Regions from separate parts of the Homo sapiens genome. Here region 1 is linked to region 2. The links are chromatin loops, found by intact Hi-C in ENCODE. Cell type or tissue: tibial artery. All regions are shown on one strand. Each heading gives the region's core, and the rest is flanking DNA. Links, peaks and the distances in the headings are about the cores only.

Region 1 (10,767 bases), core at 3,938-7,937, 670 kb before region 2:
AACAATAAAAAAAATCCCTAGATACAGTCTTACTCATCCTTCAAGACCCAGCTTAAGCCTGAGGAGCTGCCTCTAACTATTCTAGGAAGTCAGCATTTCCCCTTTTCCTGGGCTCCCTCGACCCTGGAGCTTCCCCTGGCATCTCCCTGACCACATGGCATAGTCCTCCTGTGTTTATCATCTGTCTCATCCACTGATTGCGAGCAGCCCCAAGGCAGTAACCACAGGACATCTTCTGCAAAACCAGGGCTGAACTTGCTACGCCAGCCGGGGTTTCCAGACCATGCTTGGTGCTCAGCTCTGGTCTTGCTCTGCTGAGAATAGAGAAGATAAGGTTTCTGCCAGAAAGGGCACAGTCTGGGGGAAGAGTTGACTGTCATGAAGACTGGTGACCCAAAATTACAAGTGAGTTTGAACTTCAGTCCCCCGCTGGCTGGGAGAGGAGAAACTAAGGGTCAGGAAGGCTCGGAGTGTTCTAGAGGGAAGGTCCAGCCCTGCCATGGTGCAAAGGCCATTGGTGTTTTTTGACTCTGTAGAACAAGTCATGCTAAGGAGTCCTGAGCCTCTGAGAGTGAACCCTGGCATCTGCACAACACCTCAGGCCATATGTGGGGACTGATGGGATGGGGCTAGTCACCCACATTATGGGTATTCTCATATCATAAAAGAAGAGGGTGTTCACTGCTTCTATGTCAAGGTTTCCCACAACCTCATCTGAGGAAGCTACCACACAACTGGTTCTGCTTCTAGCATCTATTCTAGGACCCAGCGGCTGCCTCTCCTCTTCCTCCCCTGTATCAGTCAGATTCCAACAGAGAGACAAAACGTCAGGATTCACAGGCATACAGATGTGCATGTGTATATGTATATGTATATGTAGATACATATGTCATATGTATATGTATGTGCATATGTGTGCTTCTATGGAATTGGTTTATGCATTTTGGGGGATGGGGGCTAGGCTGGCCATCAGGAAGGGTAGCTGGAACTCTCAGGCAGAACAGAAGCTTCTGTCCACAGGTAGAATTTCTTCTTCTTCAGGGAAGCATCAGTTCTGCTCTTACGGCTTTTGCCTGATTGAATCAGTTCCTCCCAGAGTATCCAGGATACTGTACTTTACTTAAAGTCAACTGATTATAAACGTTAAGTATATCTACAAAATACCCTCATAGCAACATCTAGATTAGTGTTGATGGAATAACTGGGGGCTGTGCCCTAGCCAAATTGGCACATGAAACTGACCGTCACATTCCCCAAATTCACTTCTTGGATCTATGGAGGAAGAAGAAACCAACTTAGTCTCTTTGTGCGTATGTAAAGCAAGAAGCAAGAGGAAAAAGGGATTCCCATGGGTTGGAACCCATATCTCTGATCAAAATGGCTTACTGTTGGAGGAGGTGACTACTGACTCCCCTCAATAGCTCGAGCAGAGACCACACTCCTGCTAAACCAGTGTCAGCATCCTCAGTCTCCACAAGAACAAGTGTCTCCTTCAGGTGGTGGGAAAAGGTTAGGTGGGGCAAAAATGAGAGAAAGCATCCATTTCCTGGGCACCAAGCACTGACAGAGAACAGATTCTAAAGAAACCTCCCCCCCAGAGCTTGTCCAGTGAGTGAGATATCCTTCTAACACTCACATGTGGGAGCTATCATGTCACCTTCATCCACTTTCTTCTCTCCACTCAACCATCCACCCACCTACCCAACCATCCACCCACGCACCCATCCATCCACTCACATATCCAAATATCCACTCTTCACCCACCTATCCACCCTTGCATTATCCATACTTCCACACATCCACCTGTCCATACACCCACATACCCATGTGTCTGCCCTTTACCCATCTATCTTCCACCTCTGTATATCCATGCACCCACCTACTGATGCATCTACACACCTGCCACTCATCTATCTATTCATCTACTCACCTACCTATTTATCCATCTGCCCTCCTATCTGTCCATCTACCCATCTATTCATTCATACAACAGATGTTTACTAAATGCCTATCGTGATGCAGCCACCATACTTGGTGCTGAAAGTGCAATGACAAGAAAAACAGAAACAGTTCCTTCCCTGAGGGAGCTTACTATCTAGGAGGTAGACATTAACACAGGCAAATACCAAATTGCAATGGAGAAAATTGCTGTAAAGGAGAGGTACACAGTGCCATGAAAACCTGTAATGGGAGATGGAACCTAGTCAGGGAGGCAAGGAAGACTTCTCAGCTGAGATCTAGAAGAAGAGGAGTGGACTTGGTGAGAGCAAAGAGAGAGAGCGAGAGAAACAATAAGTTCACAGAATGAGAGGCAGCTGGTGTGGCTGGAATGCTTTCCAGGGGAGTGCAGCCCAGGGGGAGATGGGAGGTATGGTAATGGCCATCTGTCCAGGGCTGTGTTGGGAAACTTTACTATTTTTCCTCAAAACAATCAAATCATTTTAGGGAGGAAGTAAATGATCAAATCTGAGTTTTGAAAAGATTGATTAGGGAGGAGGAGAACGGCGAGGTGGGAAGACAATATAGGAGGCTGGTATAGTTAGCTGTCCTGTAGAGTGTTTTGTTACAAATTTGGTATTGAATTTTTGGGACAAATATTTTTTCTTATGCAAATATCAACCACAAATATTGTACTGAGAGATACTTGATGTTCTGTGAAGTTTGAGTACTAAAAACAGAGGTGTTGAATGAGGGCATTTTCCCTGGGGAGAAGTTCTGCAGGGCATGCTATGTCTGGTTTTTCATTTGCTCTTTGAGGCAGGGATTCATTCTCCCATCTCATCCCAGGGCTGGTATAGACACCTGATGACTGTGGCTAACCAAGAAATGAATGAAAGATTTAGAAGTCTGTATGGGTTCCGGGTCTGTTTGCTCTCAGATCTATCCCCTAGCTTTCTGTGCCCTGCTCTGTATGGAAGGGGGCTGACTTCTGCAGGCAGCATTCCCAGCCTTTTGTCAATAGCAGCCAGTGGGAGGCTCTGATGGAAGAGGGAGGTAGTGGGAAGAAGGGAGAAACCAGGATATTTCTCCCTCTTTGTCTGCTTTGGGTGGAGTCTCCAGTAGCTGCTATACCTCCTTTATAGTTGCAGCTTCTTCAGGGTGACCCTGGGCCCCTCCTGGGCTTCTTTCTCTGTCCTGTGGCCTGGAGATGGTAGTGGCTTCCTGCTGTTGCTAACATCTGGTTGCCTCACTGTCCTCCTGGGCTTCTGAGCTTTTTCATCAATCATGTAACCAATTCCTTGCATTCAAGTCCCTTTGCCTTGAACAATCTGGTGGTTTCTCTTTCCTGGTTGGATTCTGATTAATGCAAGACTGAGTTGTGAATGTGGCTTCCCTGTCCCGGGACCTTTCCTCAGTTTCTGGGAAATTCCCCACCTACATACCAGCTGCCTTGAGAAACTCCTTTAAACACAAATGATGGGGGATGCCATTCGCAGTTAAAAGAAGATACTGCTCCGTTTCTAAGGAAGAAAAGTATAAATGAACAAGTTAAGGAGAGGGAGTAAGACGAGGGAGTAAGTTTTGGGGGAAGAAGTAATGATTACAATAATAACAACTTTCAATTATTAGACCTCTGATATGTGCAGATGCCTTGCATACATTCTCATTAATCCTACAAAGAGTCATATTGTTCTCATTTTGCAGTTGAGCAAATTGAGGCTAGTAAATGGCAGAGCTAAGGCTTGAACCTCTGATCTCACTCCCTCCAGAACCTACGACCATTCTGTGGTGCGCACCAAGAGAGAAAACCTTCCCAGAGAAATATTAATATTTTTATTAGTTATACATGCACTTATATATATATGCATATGCTTAATATACTGAACATATCTATTAATAAGCCACAAAGAATATTATTAAACCAGGTCTTGCTACTCAGTATGGAAATGTCAAATCTTCAATATCCAAATCACTTTGATGATGTCTATGATGCCAAATACCCAGACAAGGGTTGAAACATCAGCCAACATCATCAGCAGCCAGTGTGACATCCCTGGACACACAGATGTCACACTACTCTTACTTTAACAATGACATAAAACTGCATTTCCAGGAGGACCTGCAGCAGTGAAATCCCAGGCTTGATTGTCCAGGAGACTATATCTTCCTCACAGCTCACAGAGCAAACAATGTAAGAACCAAATCAATTACAAGAAGAAAGAGGAGGCATCAAAGGAGGAATAGGGTTCTTGCCATGTGCATGGTACAAAAACCAGGTGGCAGAAGCCAAGGAAGTGAGGCTTATTTAATCCTTCCTTCAGGGAACTCAGCATGGAAGGCTTTTTGACAAATGTACAGGGCAGAAGAAAGAATGCTTATCAAGAATGAGTTAGGGCCAAACAGAGGCCCTAAGGAAGTTGCCATCGTCCTTTTAAAAAACTGTTCTTTTTTTTTTTAGGCGGAGTCTCGCTCTGTAGCCCAGGCTGGAGTGCAGGGGCGCAATCTCTGCTCACTGCAAGCCCCACCTCCTGGGTTCACGCCATTCTCCTGCCTCAGCTTCCCGAGTAGGTGGGACTACATGCACCTGCCACCACGCCTGGCTAATTTTTTGTATTTTTAGTAGATATGGGGTTTCACCATGTTAGCCAGGATGGTCTCGATTTCCTGACCTCGTGATCCGCCCACCTCGGCCTCCCAAAGTGCTGCGATTACAGGTGGGAGCCACCACGCCTGGCCAAAAAACTGTTTTTATATATTAGTTTTCAGAGTTTTATTTCTCCAGGATCCTCCTAGGGTTGTAACGATGACGTGCACTTTGTATATGAAGGTAGTTATTTCTTCAGCAGTGGTGAGTGGCTTACTCAATCCTTACTGTTTCTTTTCTGATAATTCTTGCCTTCAATAAACCTTCAGTGGGTTTATAGGTTAATCCAGGGCTAAGGAACAGCGAAGAAGCCCTTGGGTACTCACACGGGGTCAGACTTGCCCCTGGGCCCAGTGGCCCCACATCATTGCAGCCTGCAAGCCTTTGCCAAGCTGTTTCACCTGCAAGGGAGGCTCCCCGGCTGCTCTCCAAGGCTGTGCTCATCACTTCCTCTCATTCCTGACTCTGAATTCAACTGTCTTAGGAAGGCTTTGGGGGCAACCCTGTGCAGTCTTCCTTCAACTCCCTAAGGACCGAGATACAGGGTTTATATTTGGCCATCATCGATTTGCTTCCATCTTTGCTTTGTCTCCAAATTGTCCTACATACTACTTCCAGATTTTTTTTTTTTTTCTAAAACATAGCTCAGACCCTATCACTAGCAAATGCAAAGGCTCCAGTGGCCGCAAGGATCATGGGTTGATTATTCTTCCCTCCTTGAGACACTTTTCCCTCTTTGTATTCAGGATACACACTCATCTATATATCCTCTTATCTCACCAACGGATCCATCTTAATCTTCTTTGTTGGCTCCTCTTCATCTCCCAGACTTTGAAATGTTGGGGTGCCCCAGGGCTCAGTCCCTGTCCCTCCTCTTTATTTCCCTGCCTATGCTCACACTCTTGATGATCTCATCCTTCCTGGTGTCCTAAAACAACATGTACTTGTTGAGGACTTCCAGATTTCTGCTTCTAACTCAGACATCTTCCCTAATCCTAGGCTTATATATCCAGTTTTCTTGGGGAAAAAAGTTGAATGAATCCAGTCTCTCCTTCTTTTCTTCTTTCATTTTCTTCCTTTCTCTCTCTCTTTCTTTTTCTCTTTCTTTCTTTTCTTTCTTTCTTTCTTTCTTTCTTTCTTTCTTTCTTTCTTTCTCTTTCTTTCTTTCTTTCCTTCTTTCTTTTCTTTTCTTCCTTTCCTTTCCCTTTGTTTCTCTCTCTCTCTTTCTTTCTTTCTTTCTTTCTTTCTTTCTTTCTTTCTTTCTTTCTTTCTTCTTTCCTTTCTTCTTTTTTGACAGGGTATCATTCTGTTGCTCAGGCTGGAGTGCAGTGGTGCAATCTCAGTTCCCTGCAGCCTCAAACTCCCAGCCTCAAGCAATTTTCCCACCTCAGCTTCCAAAGTAGCTGCAACTATAGGAGTGCACCACTACATCAGGCTAATTTTCTTGATTTTTTTTTTTTTTTGTAGAGATCAGGTCATGTTGCCCAGGCTGGTATAGAACTCCTGGGTTCAAGCAGTCCTCCTGCCTTGGCCTCCCAAAGTGCTGGGATTACAGGAGTGAGCTACCAGGCCCAGCCTTTCATGATTTTCTTACAGTGTATCCTTGACATTCCTCCCCTGTGGGATCTATGTTCTTTCCCCTTGAAGATGGGAAGACCTCCGTGACTGTTGTGACGGATAGAGTATGGCTGAAGTGATGCTATGTCATTTCCAAGGCTCGATCATCAATATGCCATGCAGTTCTGTCCCGCTGTCTTGAGATGCTCACTCTTGGAAGCTAGCCACCATGCTATGAGGAAGCCCAAATGAGGCCACGTGAAGACACCATATGGAGAGGCCACTTGTGAGTATTCTGGCCAGCAGCCCAGCCGAGTTCCAGTTGATAGCCAGCTTCAGCCACTGGACATGGGAATAAAGACACCTCCAGATGATCCTAGCCTCTAGCCATTGAGTTACCCTCAACTGACACATCTTCCCAGCTGAAGCCCCAGACATTGAGAGAAGCGTCAGATTGTCCCTGCTGTGCCCTGTCTGAATTTTTGACTCGTAGAGTCCATGAGCAGAATAAAATGATTGACACAAAGTTTCAGGGGTTGTTATGCAGCAGTAGTAACTGTCGTACTAGGCCTTCCTTCGGCCTGTGTCTACCCTCCAGTTTCAGACTCAGGGAGGCCTGCCCCCTCCTCTACAGCTCCTTTTCTTGAGTTTACTTTAGACACAATCTTCTTCCTAACTGTGTATTCTTTTTTTTTTTTTTTTTTTTTTTTTTGAGACAAGGTCTCACTCTGTTGCCCAGGCTGGAGTGCAGTGGTGCGATCTCAGCTCACTGCAGCCTCTACCTCCTAGGTTCAAGTGATTCTCTGCCTCAGCCTCCCGAGTAGCTGGGATTACAGGCCTGTGCCACCATGCCCAGCTAATTTTTGTATTTTTAGTAGAAACGGGGTTTCACCATGTTGGCCAGGCAGGTCTCGAACTCCTGACCTCAAGTGATTCACCTGCCTCAGCCTCCTGAAGTGCTGGAATTACAGGCGTAAGCCACAGCGCCCCACCCCTAACTGTGTATTCTTATACTGACCCACTCCTCTCACCCCAACTACCTTACTTCAGCCTATCAGAGGAGCCAGACCAGACACCATGCACCCATTCTCAAGCCACCCTGAGGTTAGACTCAAACACTAGGGACTGTTTCATGTCCATGTGCCTTTGCAGGTGTAGCTTTTCTTGTCTGGCCACATTTTATTTTTTCCTCACCTCTTAACTTCTCAACCTGGAGAACTCCTACTCACCCTTCAATGCCCAACCTAAATGTTTCTTCCCTGTAAAAAAGACTCCAGAAGGCTCCGGATTCAGATGCTTATGGAGTGAAGTCAGAGCTGGATGTAGGTGTGGGAGACCCTGTGTCCATCCATGGGGGCTGTTGCTACCTGGCCCCAGATAATTCTCGCCTCCCTGGACCGTGGACTCAATGTGGATAGATCTTCTGATTTTTCAAGACAAGGCTGAGTTTTTATATAAAGTCTCCTGATTTTAAAACCTTTAAGTAGGCCGGTCAAGCCAGGTTGCTTCTGGCCTGGGGCCACCAGCTTGCCATCCCTGCCTTAAATCCCTGTTAGGCACCTCTCACCTGGACACATCCCACACAGTGTTTCTAGAGAGCTTTCCAGACTCTATAGAAAGGATTTTATAAACTGGGCACATAGCTGTGAACTCCCCAAGGGCAAGGTTGGCCCCTGTGTTCACCACCTTTGTAACCCCAGGGCTTAGCATAGGACTGGATGCATGACAGGCTGAAGAGGCTGTTTGTTCAGTCAGTACCAAGGTCTCCGCAGCCCTGGTCTCTGACATGAGGGTTTAGATGCTGCCCTCCACATTTTCCCCACAGTGTCAGCCCGAACTGGCTCTGAGCCCTGCCTCCTTCCTCACGAGGTTGCCCCTCTCATCTTCTCCAGGCTACGTGCCTCCGAATCAGCTCTCCACACTCTGAAAGCTTCCCCTTTCCCATCTCCCCACTACACTCCTGTTTGGAGCCTGAGCTAGTCAAAAGCCCTTCTGATTCAAGTGTGTAAATCTACTCAGAGATGCGTGCCTCTCCAAGCCTGTTGTTTTAGCTGAAGCAGGATGCTTACAGCTGATTATTGCATTACTGCGGAGCTGATGTGCAGTGCAGATCCACAAGTTAGATTGCACAATACTGAGAAAATTAGTGCTTCAGAAGAAGTTGTCTGCAGCGTAATGGATGCTCCGTCATCAACAGTGTTCCAATATTCTCTCCGGAGAAGCTAACGACGCTGACAAAATACATTGAACTGCTGTTCTCTTCCACACATTCAAATAAAAGGCAGTGTATCTTGATGCAGGGCACATCAGTGGGTGATGGCAAAACATTATTTTTTCTTTATGAATAATAGAAGACATTTGGCTTGCTCATAATCTTTTAAAAACCGTAGTCATAGTAACATGTGTCTTGCCCATTAATATGAGATTTTTTTTCTTCTTAAAGACAACAGCCTGTTTTACAGTGTGTTCTTAGTCCCCCAACAGAGCAGTATCCATTCGATTTGCAACTTGACCGAAGCCAGTTATAAAAAGGAAAGATTGTCTCTGCCACCAGCGAGATTCTTAGCTATTACCCCTGTGGGGTGACAGAAGAGCTAGATTCATTTTGGTCAAAAATTGTAGTTTAGAACAAAAGAGCAAAGTCTCTGATGAAAAGAATGATCAGTGATTGTGCCCAAGTTGGGGGAATGGTCTGCCTACATGTGCTCTTTTCCAAAGGAAAGAACTCAAGTTTCAGGAGAAGTGACCAAAATAGAAAAATAATTCCAAGTGTGCCCAAACCCAAGGGGTCCTTGCCTCTAGCATCAAGGTGGCCCCGACCGGTGCTTGTGGTGGTTACATAAAGGGGTATTACATAAACATGGGGCACGTGTTCTGTTTTTGTAATTGATGCACTTCAATAGGGGAATGGGAATTTCGTAAAAGCAAGCAGGAAAATGTGGATGTTCCATATTAGAAGGTTGAAGAAAGTGAAGTTGATTAGATTGGAGAGGGCAGCAGATGGCTCTCAGGAGACACGATGACCAGTTTTAAATATCTGAGAGTCTATTGGGGGTGAAGGGATTTGACTTGTTTTGTGTGTCCCTGAGGGAAAGAACTGATGGCTATGAATGAGAGGACACCATTAGGGAGGCATATTTCGGGTGAGTGTAAGGAAGAGCTTTCTCCTCATTGTTGCTGTCCAGATAAAGGATAGAAGGCATGAGTACTTATGGTGCCTTGGGTCAGGTTCCCTGGCACATAGCTCTGAGATGAATCTCCAAATGCACAAAGTTTATCAGGAAGTGCCTCCATGATCAATATCTGGTAAAGGAAGCATGACTAGGCAGAGGAAGGAGTTGAGCTATGACAAAACTGCAAAAGAGCTTCAGCTACTCCCCTGGGGAGCCCTGGAGTGGAGGCGGCCCTTTGGCATGGTCCTGAATTGAGGCTGGAGAGTCAGCCCTTTGGAACCTTTCACTGACCAATCATCGGATGCAGCTGTCCCCCAGGGAAGTAGGAGGAGGGATTGTGGATGAGGCTGCTCTTCAGTAGAGGGCAATTCCAGGAGAGCAACTCAGCTGGGAGTCATCAGCCACCAACATTTCCAGGAGCTGGAGGGATGAGTGCCTTTGTCCTAAAGGAGGATCTGGGCAGCATCCCACAGCATCCATTAGAGATGGCTGCTTAATGGAGATGCTGTGACACCCTGCCCCTTGTGTGACTTCTCATGATCCAGTGTTCACATTCTCTAACGAAATACCATAAAGTCCAGATAAGACTCAGTTTATTGACTGTTTCCCCATGGGGCCTCCAGTGTGGATCCTGGATGGAGTCAGAGGCACATCTCCCTTAGTTTCTAGCTTAAAGCTCTTGGCTCCTGGGCAGCATCCGACCAATACTCCTTGGTTCCAGGAAGAAGAGTTCATTCATTCAAATTTCATTCAGTAATATTAATTGAGTGCCTTCTTTTAGGAGTTAGAAATACAACTATGAAGAAGATAAAGTCCTATGCCTGCTGGGACTTATATTCTCGTGGGAGAGCTAGAAAACAATACACAAATAAAATAATCCTGGTAAGGAGAGGTGGAGTGATCATGTGTGTATGTGATGTTTGTATTGGGAATTCAGGGAAGGCCTCCTTGGGGAGTGACACTGCAGCAGATTTGAATGATATGAAGTAGTGATGTCTGAAGATCTGGGGAATAGGGTTCCAGGCAAGAGGAACAGCAAGTGTGAAAGTCTTGAGGTAAGGACAGCCTTGGTGTTTTCATGCTTCTTTTAACTAAGTAGAGTATGGGAAGATGAACCTCAGTTTTTAGGGAGAACCTGCCTTAGTAAAGAGGCAGCTGCATTAGGGGATGTAAAAGGCATTTTCGATGTTAGTAGCCAAAAACCACGCATGGTTCTCAGGAGAGAAGACCCCAGTTCTGTTGCAGAGTGCTTCCTTGGCAGTGGAAACCCAGCTGACATGATTTGTTTCCTCATTTGAAAAATCAAGATGATTTTAGTACCCACTCTGTAGGGCTGTTGTGAGGATCAAAGACTGTGATGTGTGGAGGTACTTAACTTAGAGCCTGGCTCATAATAAGTGCTTGATACATGTTAGCTTTTATTTGTGCTGTATAACTCAAGAGAGCTAAAGA
Region 2 (10,767 bases), core at 4,088-8,087:
TTCCCTCCAGAAGGAAGTTGTCTTGAAAGGGCCTCCACCCAGAGATCCACCATAGGTCTGTTGGGAGACAGACAGCAGGAAGCCAGGGGCTGAGAGGAGCCTCTTAAGCTGAGACCATGTATCCCAGGGAACCGCCCATTACCCAAGAAACCCTCCAAAGGGTCCCATGAGTGAAAGGATCAGGGTTTGAAATGCACCACCCCAAGAGGGCGCCAGCTCCAGCTGGTAACTCCACGGATCACGTGGTTCAACCCCTTGCCTCTCCTCCCTCCCTCAGCTCCAGACCTGGGAAAACCCACACAGAAGAGGTAGAGAAGGAGGAGGTGCAGAAACTCAATGGTAGCAAGCATCAGGAAGCCCAATCATGACCATTTTTCCCCAAGGCAGGTGTCCTAGCCTGAAGGGGGCCCAAGCTAAGGGGTATTTGGGAAGAGAAAGTTGTTTTGAATTGGTTGTGAGACTAAAGTTTCGATAATATAGAAAACGGGACTTTTTAATGACTGGGGGGAAGATGAGCTACTTATTAATTCCTAAGATTGTACAGAAAAGCTAAAGATCTGCTGAAGATTTCATCTGGGAACAGGAAAAAATTATTGAAGAGAATGAATTAATGGGGTAAATATTAAATTACTTTCTGCTTGCAGCCTAACAATTCCAGCTCATTCTATAAACTGGTTACATATGTGATCAGTATAATTCAGTCCTTAAGAGCACCGTCTCTGGAGCCAGACTGCCCAAGCTAACTACCCATCATCTAATCCTAGCTCTTGTATTTTCTAGCTGTGTGAATTTAGGCAAGTGACGTAACTTCTCTATGTTTTATCCATAAACATGTGACTAGTAATAGAATCATGGGGTTATTGGAACAGTTTAACAGGTTAAAATTGTAAGGAACTAAGTATTATAGTAGAGGGTATCTCGTGGTAAGCACTAGATACTATTATCACTTACCCCCTGCTATCCTATATCACTATCCCTCCTTTGTTGAGGGTCAGAGATGTTAAGTAAGTTGCTCAGGGTCACACAGCTAGTAAGGAGTGGCAATGGAATTTGAACGCTGGTCGGTCCAGCTGCAGGTCCTCCTGTCCTTTACCATCAGGGCATGTTGCCTCCCTTATGAACTTGGAAAAGACCAATCTCTGAGACTCAGTATTCTCATCCATAAAGCAGGGATAAGAATAATTTCTACTTCATAGAGTTTGTGAGATTAAATGAGTTAATACACAGAAACCACTTTAAACAACCCTAAATAAATAGCATCGACAGCCAGTACCTCAAGGTTCAACCACTTGTTAGCTGTGTGACCTTGGGTAATTTACTTCACTTCTCCATGATTCAGTTCCTTATTCTAAAAGAGGAGTAATGGTTGTGTCTATCTCATACGGTTGGTATGAATATTAAATGTATAATTTATATAAAGCACTAAGACTGGTGCCTAGCCCCTGGGAAGTTCTATAAAAGCACTCAGAAGCGCCTGAGCTGGATACCAAATCTGTCAAATTCCAGAGTCTATGTACTTCCTTTTTTTTTGTTTGTTTTTTTGAGACAGATTCTCGCTCTGTCGCCCAGGCTGGAGTGCAGTGGTGCGATCTCAGCTCACTGCAACCTTCACCTCCCAGGTTCAAGTGATTCCTGCCTCAGCCTCCTTAGTAGCTGGGATTACAGGCGTGCACCACCACACCCAGCTAATTTTTGTATTTTTAGTAGAGACGGGGGTTTCACCATGTTGGCCAGGCTGGTCTTGAACTCCTGACCTCAAGTGATCTGCCCGCTTCTGCCTCTCAAAGTGCTTGGATTACAGGTGTGAGCCACTGCACCTGGCCCATACTTCCTCTTATACCCCCAAGGAATATAATTGTAAAAGCCACACATGACCAAGACATGCCCCACTGGGCTATCAAAGGAGCCCAGAAGCACATAGTTAAGTGCAATATTTCACACACACCAGTTGGTAAGGGGCTTGGGAAGAGCCTCCTTCGCCACAAATTGCAGGGGCAGGGCTGCCCACTTGCTGAAGGCTCCACAATTGGTTCTCTGGCATGATGGGCCCCTCTCCACCCGCCCCCCGGCAGCTGGTAGAAGATCCTCCTAAAATCCCATCAATGAAAACCAGGACGGTTAGGGTCCGTTTCCCTCCTGAACAAGGAAAGAGGGCTCCTCTGTGATTGTCTGTGATTTATGATTTTGAACTGTCTCCCATCTGAAGCCAAATCTTCTTCTTTTTTTTTTTTTTTTTAAGACAGAGTTTCGCTCTTTGTCGCCCCGGCTGGAGTGCAGTGATGCGATCTCGGCTCACTGCAACCTCTACCTCCCAGGTTCAAGTAATTCTCCCACCTCAGCCTCCCGAGTAGCTGGGATTACAGGTGCCTGCCATCACATCCAGCTACTTTTTGTATTTTTAGTAGAGACGGGATTTCACCATGTTGGACAGACTGGTCTCAAACTCCTGACCTCAGGTGGTCCACCCACCTCGACCTCTCAAAGTGCTGGGATTACAGGTGTGAGACACAGTGCCTGGCCGTGAAGCCAAATCTTTTATGTCCCTATATCTGGAGCAAAATGCACTCACTTCCAAAGCTGCAGTGTTTGAGTCTAGCCAGAAATAATGAATTCCCAGCCCCCAAAGGGAAACTGTCATCCCTAGCACCCATGCTGCACCCCCACCCAGAGCTCCCAGGTCTGCTTGAGAGAGGGGGTCCCATTCAGAAGTAACACTGAAGGCCTGAGGGTTTGGGGAGCTGGAGGATGGGGAGGGGGAGGAGAGGAAAGAAGATCCTGGCTTTCCCCACATCCTTGGCTAAGGGATTTGTGCCCAAGGATGAGGGCAGGTGCTTTTCACCAATCTCAATAATAGTCATTACTGTCTAGTGAGTGCCACTGTATGCTGCACCCTTCCTCCAGGCCCTTTGATTCATCATTTCTAATCCTTAGAATCCCAAAGAGCAGGCACCACTCTTTTGCCCGTTGCACAAGCCTGGATACTGGGGCTGAGAAGCGTCAGGTAACATGTTCAAGGTCGTAGGGGTGGTAAGTGATGGAGCAGGGACTCACACCCAGGTCTGTAAGACTTGGGCTGGTATAAGTCAGGGTACACTCTGGAGCCAGACTGCCTGGGTTTCAAGCCTGGGCTGTATGACCTTGGGCAGTTTTTCCTCTGTGGCTATATTTCCTCATCTCTAAAATGGGGACAATGAGGCTTCCCACTTCATAGAGTTGCTACAAGGATTAAATAAGCTGGTGCCTTACAGTGCCTGGCACACGCTTAGTGTGGCACGAGTTCAACCTGGCACTGCCATTGTTCTGCAATGTGTTTGCACCCTGATTTGGTACATAGTTCCTGCCTGAGTCTGGTTTCTGAATACAAGAAAAATGTTTCTAGGTCGGAGTTCTCAGAATCTGGCCCCCTGACCAGCAGCATCCACACACCCTGGGAACTTGTTAGAAAAGCAGATTCTCAGTCCCCACCTCAGACCTACTGAATCAGAAGCTAGGGGTGTGATACGATCTGAATATTTGTTGCCCGCAAAACTCACATGTTGAAACGTGATCTCCAAGGCAATGTTAGTAGAAGGCAGGGCCTTTGGGGGATGATTAAATCAGAGGGTTCCACCCTCATAAAAGAAATTAGTGCTCTTATAAAAGAGACCCCAGAGGCTGGGCACAGTGGCTCACACCTGTAATTCCAGCACTTTGGGAGGCCGAGGCGGGCAGATCACCTGAGGTCAGGAGTTTGAGACCAGCCTAGCTAATGTGGTGAAACCCCGTCTCTACTAAAAATACAAAAATTAGCCAGGTGTGGTGGCAGGTGCCTGTAATCCCAGCTACTCGGGAGGCTGAGGCAGGAGAATTGCTTGAACCCTGGAGGAGGAGGTTGCAGTGAGCCGAGATCGAACCATTGCACTCTAGCCTGGGCAACAAGAGCAAAACTCCATCTAAAAAAAAAAAAAAAGAGGCCCCAGAGAGCTAGCTAGCCCCTTCCACCATGTGAGGGTGTAGCGAGAATGCATCGTCACTGAGGAACCAGCCCTCACCAGCCACCAAATCTGCAGTCACCTTGATCTTGGACTTCCCAGTCTCCAGAACTACAAGAAATACGTTTTCCTTGTTTATCAGCTGCTAGTCTATGACATTTTGTCATAGACTAAGATGGAAAGGCCCAGCTACCTGTGTTTTTCTGTGCTCCCCAAGTCACTCTGGTGCGTAATCCCATTTGAGAACTGCTGGTCGAGGTATTACAATGAGCTTGGGTTTCAGAGTTGGACTGATCTCAGTTCAAACCTTGGCCAAGCTCTTTTCTGGATTGACTTGGGCAAAGTCTGAACCTTTCTGCTCCTTAGTGATCTTATCGATAAAACAAGGATCCTCATCTCGTTCAGAAGGTTATGGTAAAGAGAAGATGGGACAGTACTTTGAAAGTGCTTCTTAACTGTGGGATGCTGCCCAGAGGTTATCAGGAGCCACAGTCCCCTCATCCACCAGTAGGAGCTCTCTTGGAGTCCAGCATGTTGGAAATAGAGTTGGAGCAGGCAGCCTCCAGGTGGGACCCCAGAGATTAGAGAGGAAGCTATAGAGTCCAGGCCAGGTAGGAATACCCCATGGCCTGGGGAGTCTGGGGGAATCTAGGCCAAGGCCACATGTCACCTGGCTCCTACCCCTGGCCAATTCAGCAGCCACCCTCCAATCCTGACCATCAGTGGCCTGGCCCATGACACCTAAACTGTGCATTCCTGAGTCATGAGTCCCTCAGAAGAGTGTAGGGTGGGGACACCAGGAGTCAAGCAGAACCCTAGACCAGGCTGCCAGAACCAGGGTAGAGATCTCCCTCCAGCCAGAGCTGACTGGTCCTGGAAGGCTGCTGTCTGCTGTCTGCTGGCCAGAAGCTATGACTTCTCCCTGCCCTCAACAGCTATGTCTGTCCTCCAAGCAGGTCATTTTCTCAAGACTCTCTTGCATCAAAAATCCTCCCCAGGCTTCCCAGGCACAACTTCCCTTCTTCCCTCTGCTGGGAGGATCTTGCAAAATCTTCCTCCTGCTTAGAGAGGCCCTTAGCAAGGCTGAGGTTCTGAGTAAAGACAGAGCCCCCAGGCAAAGCCTCACTCCACCTGCACTGGGGAAATATGCAGCTGACTCCTGCTGTCTGCTGTGGCTTTGAAGAACTGAGACCAAGGGTTCCTCTCAGGGTTGGCCTGGCAGCCCAAAGGATGGGGGTCAGAAGGTTCCCAGCTCGGACCCTCAGAGAAGCAGCCCTCCAAATGCAATGCCGCCTGCAGACTGCAACCTTGAGTGCAGTTCTGTTTTGATGCTGGAGGGCCTCCTCATCATTCCACAGCCAGGGAGCTCACCGCCTTACAAAGCCATCCATTCTGTCATTACAGGTCTGCCTAGGGCCTGCAACCTATGCAGTTTAATGGGGTCCCCACTATCAGAAGGGCACATGTTTGGTTAAATTCTCTGCTGCCATTGTCTTAAAATTCTTAACAATGTTTGAGTTTTCATTTTACACTCAGCCCTACAAATTATGTAGCCGGTCTGGGTATGATCACTGGGGAATCCTTTATATGAACTCTCATACACATTCCCACAAAATCCTAGAGGTCTTTAAGCTAGATCTGCTCCTTCTGTCCCAGGTGGGCCAGGAGAGGCCCCTAGATGGACCCTGAGCCCAGGGCTGGAACCTGGATGAGGCAAGTGAGATGCCTGGGGCATGAAGTTTAAGGAGACCCTTACTGTCTCAGTCACATACATGCTGACCCTGCACTTGTACAACCCCCAAAATAAGCAACTCCTTAAATTTTGCACCCCAGGTGCCTCACTCACTTCCTCTGGTCACTGCTAAGCCAGTGTCCAGGCTGTAAGGTGGACTCCTCAACCACAACCTGTGGTGAAACCTACAGGCCTCTCTCTGCTTCCCTCACAGGCCAGCCCAGTCCTGACCATTATTCCACTCATCCCTGGGTCAGATGGTAGGAGGAAGGCAGAGGGTTGGGCACATAGACCAGGCCACAAACCTCAACACCGACGCCTGCAGGAACCAGGACTCTCCACAGGCCAGCAGCACCCACATCACCTGAGAACTTGTTAGAAGGGCAGAATCTCAAACACTGCAGAGGCTGAATAATACCCCACTGTATGTATACACAGCATTTTGTTTCTCCATCCATCTGTCAATGGACATTAGGTTGTTCCCTTGGCTAATGTGAATGATGCTGCAATGAGCATGGGAATGCTCATATCTCTTTGAGATCCTGATTTCAGTTCTTTTGGATACATACCCAGGAATAAGATTGCTGGAGTATATGATAGTCCTATTTTTAATTTTTTGGGAACCTCTATGCCGTTTTCCACAGCAGCCACATCATCCTGCATTCCCACCAACAGTGTGCAAGAATTCCAATTTCTCTATATCCTCACCAATATTCATCGTCTTTTTCTTTGATAATAGCCACCCTAACAGATGTGAGGTGATGACATAAATGAATCTTTAGGACATTATGCTAAGGGAAACAAGCTAGTTCCAGAAAGGCAAATGCAGACCTCCCTCTGTATCTATGGGGGATTTGTTCCAGGACCTCCTTGGATACCAAAATCCACAGATGCCCAAGTCCCTGATATAACATGGTGTAGAATTTGCCTATAACCTATGCATATCCTACCACATACTTTAAATCATCTCTGGATTACTTATCATACCTAATAGATCGTAAATGCTATGTAAATCGTTGTTATACTACATATTTATTTGTGTTGTCTTTTATTATATTGTTTTTATTTTTTTGTATTGTATTTGTATCATTTCTTTTTCAAATGCAGTATTTTCAATATACAATTGGTTGAATGGGAGGTACCTGCAGATTGTGGGCCAATTGTACTGCTTGGTTCCACATATACTAGGTATCTAAAATAGTCACACTCATAGAATCAAAGAGTGGAATGGTGTTTCCAAGGGCTGGGGGAGGAGGGAAATGGGGAATTATTCATCAGTGGCATAAAGTGTCCACTAGGTAAGATGAATAACTTCTAGAGACCTGCCATACAACATTATACCTATAGTCAAAAATACTGTATTTGTTGTATGCTTAAAAATTTAAGAGGGCCAGGCGCAGTGGGTCATGCCTGTAATCCCAGCACTTTGGGAGGCTGAGGCACGAGAATCTCTTGAACCCGGGAGGCGGAGGTTGCAGTGAGCTGAGATTGTGCCACTGCACTCCAACCTGGGTGACAGAGCGAGACTCTGTCTCAAAAAAAAAAAAAAAAAAAAAATTAAGAGTATGGATCTCATGTTAAATCTTCTTACCACAGTAAAATATAGTTAACCAAAAAAACAAAAATGCAGAATCTCAGGCCCTAACGCAGACCTACTGAATCAGAATCTGCTTATCGACAAGATGCCCACATGATCTGTGTGTCTGACAAGCACTGATTTAAAGGGCCCCCGAGTTCAGCATCCTACCCCATATCTTGGTTAGGATAGAAAAAAAGCTGATGAAAATCTCTTGCTTCAGGCACTGAAAACCTACTTCTGCATTTGTGTCTAAGACCATCTGAATGCTTCTGGCCCTGTCTATCTGCTTTACTTCAGCTCTCCCTGTTTTTGTTTTAGTTTTTAATTTTAGCTTTTAAATATCAGGTTTTTTCCATTAAAAATAGCATAACCACATTTAACAAAATATTTGTTAAAAAGGAATTTACCTTACCTCTCCCAGCATATACAAAAATTAACTCAAAGTGGATCAAAGATCTAAATCTAAGAGCTAAAACTGTAAGATTCTTAGAAGAAAATGTAGAGGTAAATCTTCATGGCCTTGGATTTGGCAGAGGATTCTTAGACGCATGAGCAAGAAAAGAAAATAATAGACAAATTGGACCTCATCAAAATTTAAAACTTTTGTACATCAAAAGACACTATCAAGAAAGTGAAAAGACATCCCATAGAATGAGAGAAAATGACTGCACCTCAAATATCTTATGAGTTTAATATCTAGAACATGTAAAGAACTTTTACATCTCCATAACAAAAAAGTAAAGAACCTAATTTTAAAATGGGCAAAGGACTTGAATAGGTATTTCTCCAAAGAAGATATATAAATGACTTTTAAGCACATGAAAATGTGTTCAATGTCATTAGTCATTGGGGGAATAAGATCAAAACCACTGTGAGATATCACTTCGCAACTATTAGGATGTCAGATGGCTTTAATTTAAAAAAAGGAAACACATGTTGGTGAGGATGTGGAGAAATTGGAGCCTTTGTGCATTGCTGGTGGGAAGATAAAATGGTGCAGTTGCTGTGGAAAACGGTTTGGCTGTTTCTCAAAAAGCAAAACAGAATTAGCACGTGACCCAGCAATTACACTCCTAGGCGTATACCCAACAGAACTGAAGACAGGAACTCAAACACATACTTGTCTATCAATGTTCATAGAAGTATTATTCACAAGAGCCAAAAGGTAGAAATGACCCAAGCATCCAGCCACAGATGAATGAATAAACGAAAAAATGGTGTACACAGCCATAAAGGGTGTATTCAGCCATAACAAGGATACATGTTACGACACGGACAAACCTCAAAAACAGGCTAGGTGAAATAAGCCAGACACAAAAAGACAAATATTGTGTGATTCCACTTCCATGGGGTATCTGGAATAGACAAATTCAGAGAAACAGAAGACAGATTAGAGGTTACTAGAGGCTGAAGAGCAGTGGGAATCGAGAGTTATGGGTATAGAATTTCTGTGTGGGGTGATGACAAAGTTTTGGAAATAGATAATGGTGATGGTTGCACAACATGGTAAATGCAATTTATATCACTGCGTTGTATGCTTAAAATGGTTTTTAAAAAATAATTTAGGCCGGGCGTGACGGCTCACACCTGTAATCCCAACGCTTTGGGAGGCCGAGGCGGTCGGATCACCTGAGGTCAGGAGTTCAAGACCAGCCTGACCAACATGCAGAAACCCCATCTCTACTAAAACTACAAAATTTGTCGGGCATGGTGGTGCTACTCAAAAAATTAGCCAGGTTCCCCAGCTACTCTGGAGGCTGAGGCAGGAGAATTGCTTGAACCTGGGAGGCGGAGGTTGCAGTGAGCCAAGATCACACCATTGCACTCCAGCCTGGGCAACACAAGCGAAACTCTGTCTCAAAAAATGTTTAAAAAGATAATTTAAAACATTTCCCACAGCCCTCACCTCCAATCCCCAACCCCAACATTTCTGCAAGCAGGAGTCATTCAAGTTTGCCACATCCCAGAATGTCAGCCCCCTCCTTTCAGATCAGGGTTACATCAGAATCTGAGCCCTGGAAATGTGGAGCCACAAGGAATCTCAGACACTGCATAGTCCTATCTTCCCACGGTAAGATGGAAACACCAGGCTCAGAGGCAGGCAAGGACAATGCAGTTTGACCCCAGGCATGCTGACAGTGCCCAATTCCTACACAACTGGGGGTCCCTGCAGCCCCCAACAGATCACCCCTTGGTCCCTCTTCCCTCAGCCCCAGCCTGGATTACCCCTGCTCCAAGCAGCTGCCCCATTAACCCACCCAACTCCACTAACCATTCAGTCTCTTCCTTAGCAATAACAGCGTCACTCTGCAGGAACACTTAGTGGAAATTGACAAGCCCAGAAGCGTCAGCATCCTGGGTGTCCCTGAGAAGCTCATGGGACTGAGGAGACCTGAGTCCTAGTTCCTGTCCTATCACCACTGATCTGCCTTGTGACCTCAGGCAAGTCTCCTCCCTTCTCTGAGCCTCAGTTTTTCCATCTGTAAAAGGGGTTAAAAATGCCTTTTGCACAGGGCATTTAATTAATAATTTAATTTAATTATTATTAAATTAAATAATTGTGAAAGAGAGTAATATTCTTATGACTTCACAAGTAAATTGTTTCACCTTCACTAGACCGTAAGCTGTTTGAGAATAAATCAAATATTACCTTCCCTCTTCACTCCCCAGGTATAAGGCTGGGAGCACAGTGAGTGCCTAGCAAGCACAATAACAATGTGTGTGTGTGTGTGTGTGTGTGTGTGTGTGTGTGTATACATATAAACATACATATGCACATATTTCTTTCAGTTACCTACAGTTAACACTTTTTATGAGATGTAATAACAGAAGAAAAGCTAAATGAGTAGGTATTATTGCCCCCATTTCATAGGGGAAGGAAACTGAAGTTCAGAGAAGTCAAGTAATTTGTGCAAGGTCACACAGCAAGCAACCAGCAGAACTAAGACTTAAAATTGTGTCTGTGGCCTCAAAGCCTATGAGCCTTCTGTGTACCAAGAGAGATGCATGCAACAATTCACCAGTGTCTCTCCAAGCCCTGTGTCCCGAGGCTGCTTAACTCACAATTATTGGCAGATAATTTATCAGGTCTGCAGACAATGACCCCAGCCTAGGAACGATTGGTGGTTTGAGCCAGAAGTGGGCTGGAACTCTGAGAGAATTTTCCCCTAGAAATGTCATCAAGTCTTGGCTGGGCGTGGTGGCTCATGCCTGTAATCCCAGCACTTTGGGAGGCTGAGGTGGGCGGATTACCTGAGGTCAAGAGTTCGAGACCAGTCTGGCCAACATGGTGACACCCCGTCTCTACTAAAAATACAAAAAAAAAAAAAAAAAAAAAAAAAAAAAGGCCAGTGGCAGTGGCTCATGCCTGTAATCCCAGCACTTTGGGAGGCCAAGGCAGGCAGTTCACGAGGTCAGGAGATCAAGACCATCCTGGCCAACATGGTGAGGCCACCACTGAAGACTGCCTTCCAGCTCAGCTTCTC

The links. Hi-C counts contacts between places; a loop is a spot of excess contacts. Peaks named below come from ENCODE experiments on the same cell type or tissue, not always from the same donor. Only the 100,000 strongest peaks of a DNase experiment are listed, where the experiment ranks them.
Region 1: it touches region 2 in a loop (2.3-fold over the local background); 1 of 110 quality-filtered maps calls a loop at or near these places.

The regions. Positions count from the first base shown.
Region 1 is chr17:5,621,079-5,631,845 of GRCh38, forward strand. No RefSeq gene overlaps it. Among named protein-coding and RNA genes, the nearest start is that of NLRP1, 42 kb to the left of the region's middle. In tibial artery, for the core only: no CTCF peak of the experiment used is centred there; a DNase peak (open chromatin) is centred at 6,333; H3K27me3 peaks cover 453 bases.
Region 2 is chr17:6,286,219-6,296,985 of GRCh38, forward strand. No RefSeq gene overlaps it. Among named protein-coding and RNA genes, the nearest start is that of AIPL1, 140 kb to the right of the region's middle. In tibial artery, for the core only: no CTCF peak of the experiment used is centred there; a DNase peak (open chromatin) is centred at 5,893; H3K27me3 peaks cover 749 bases.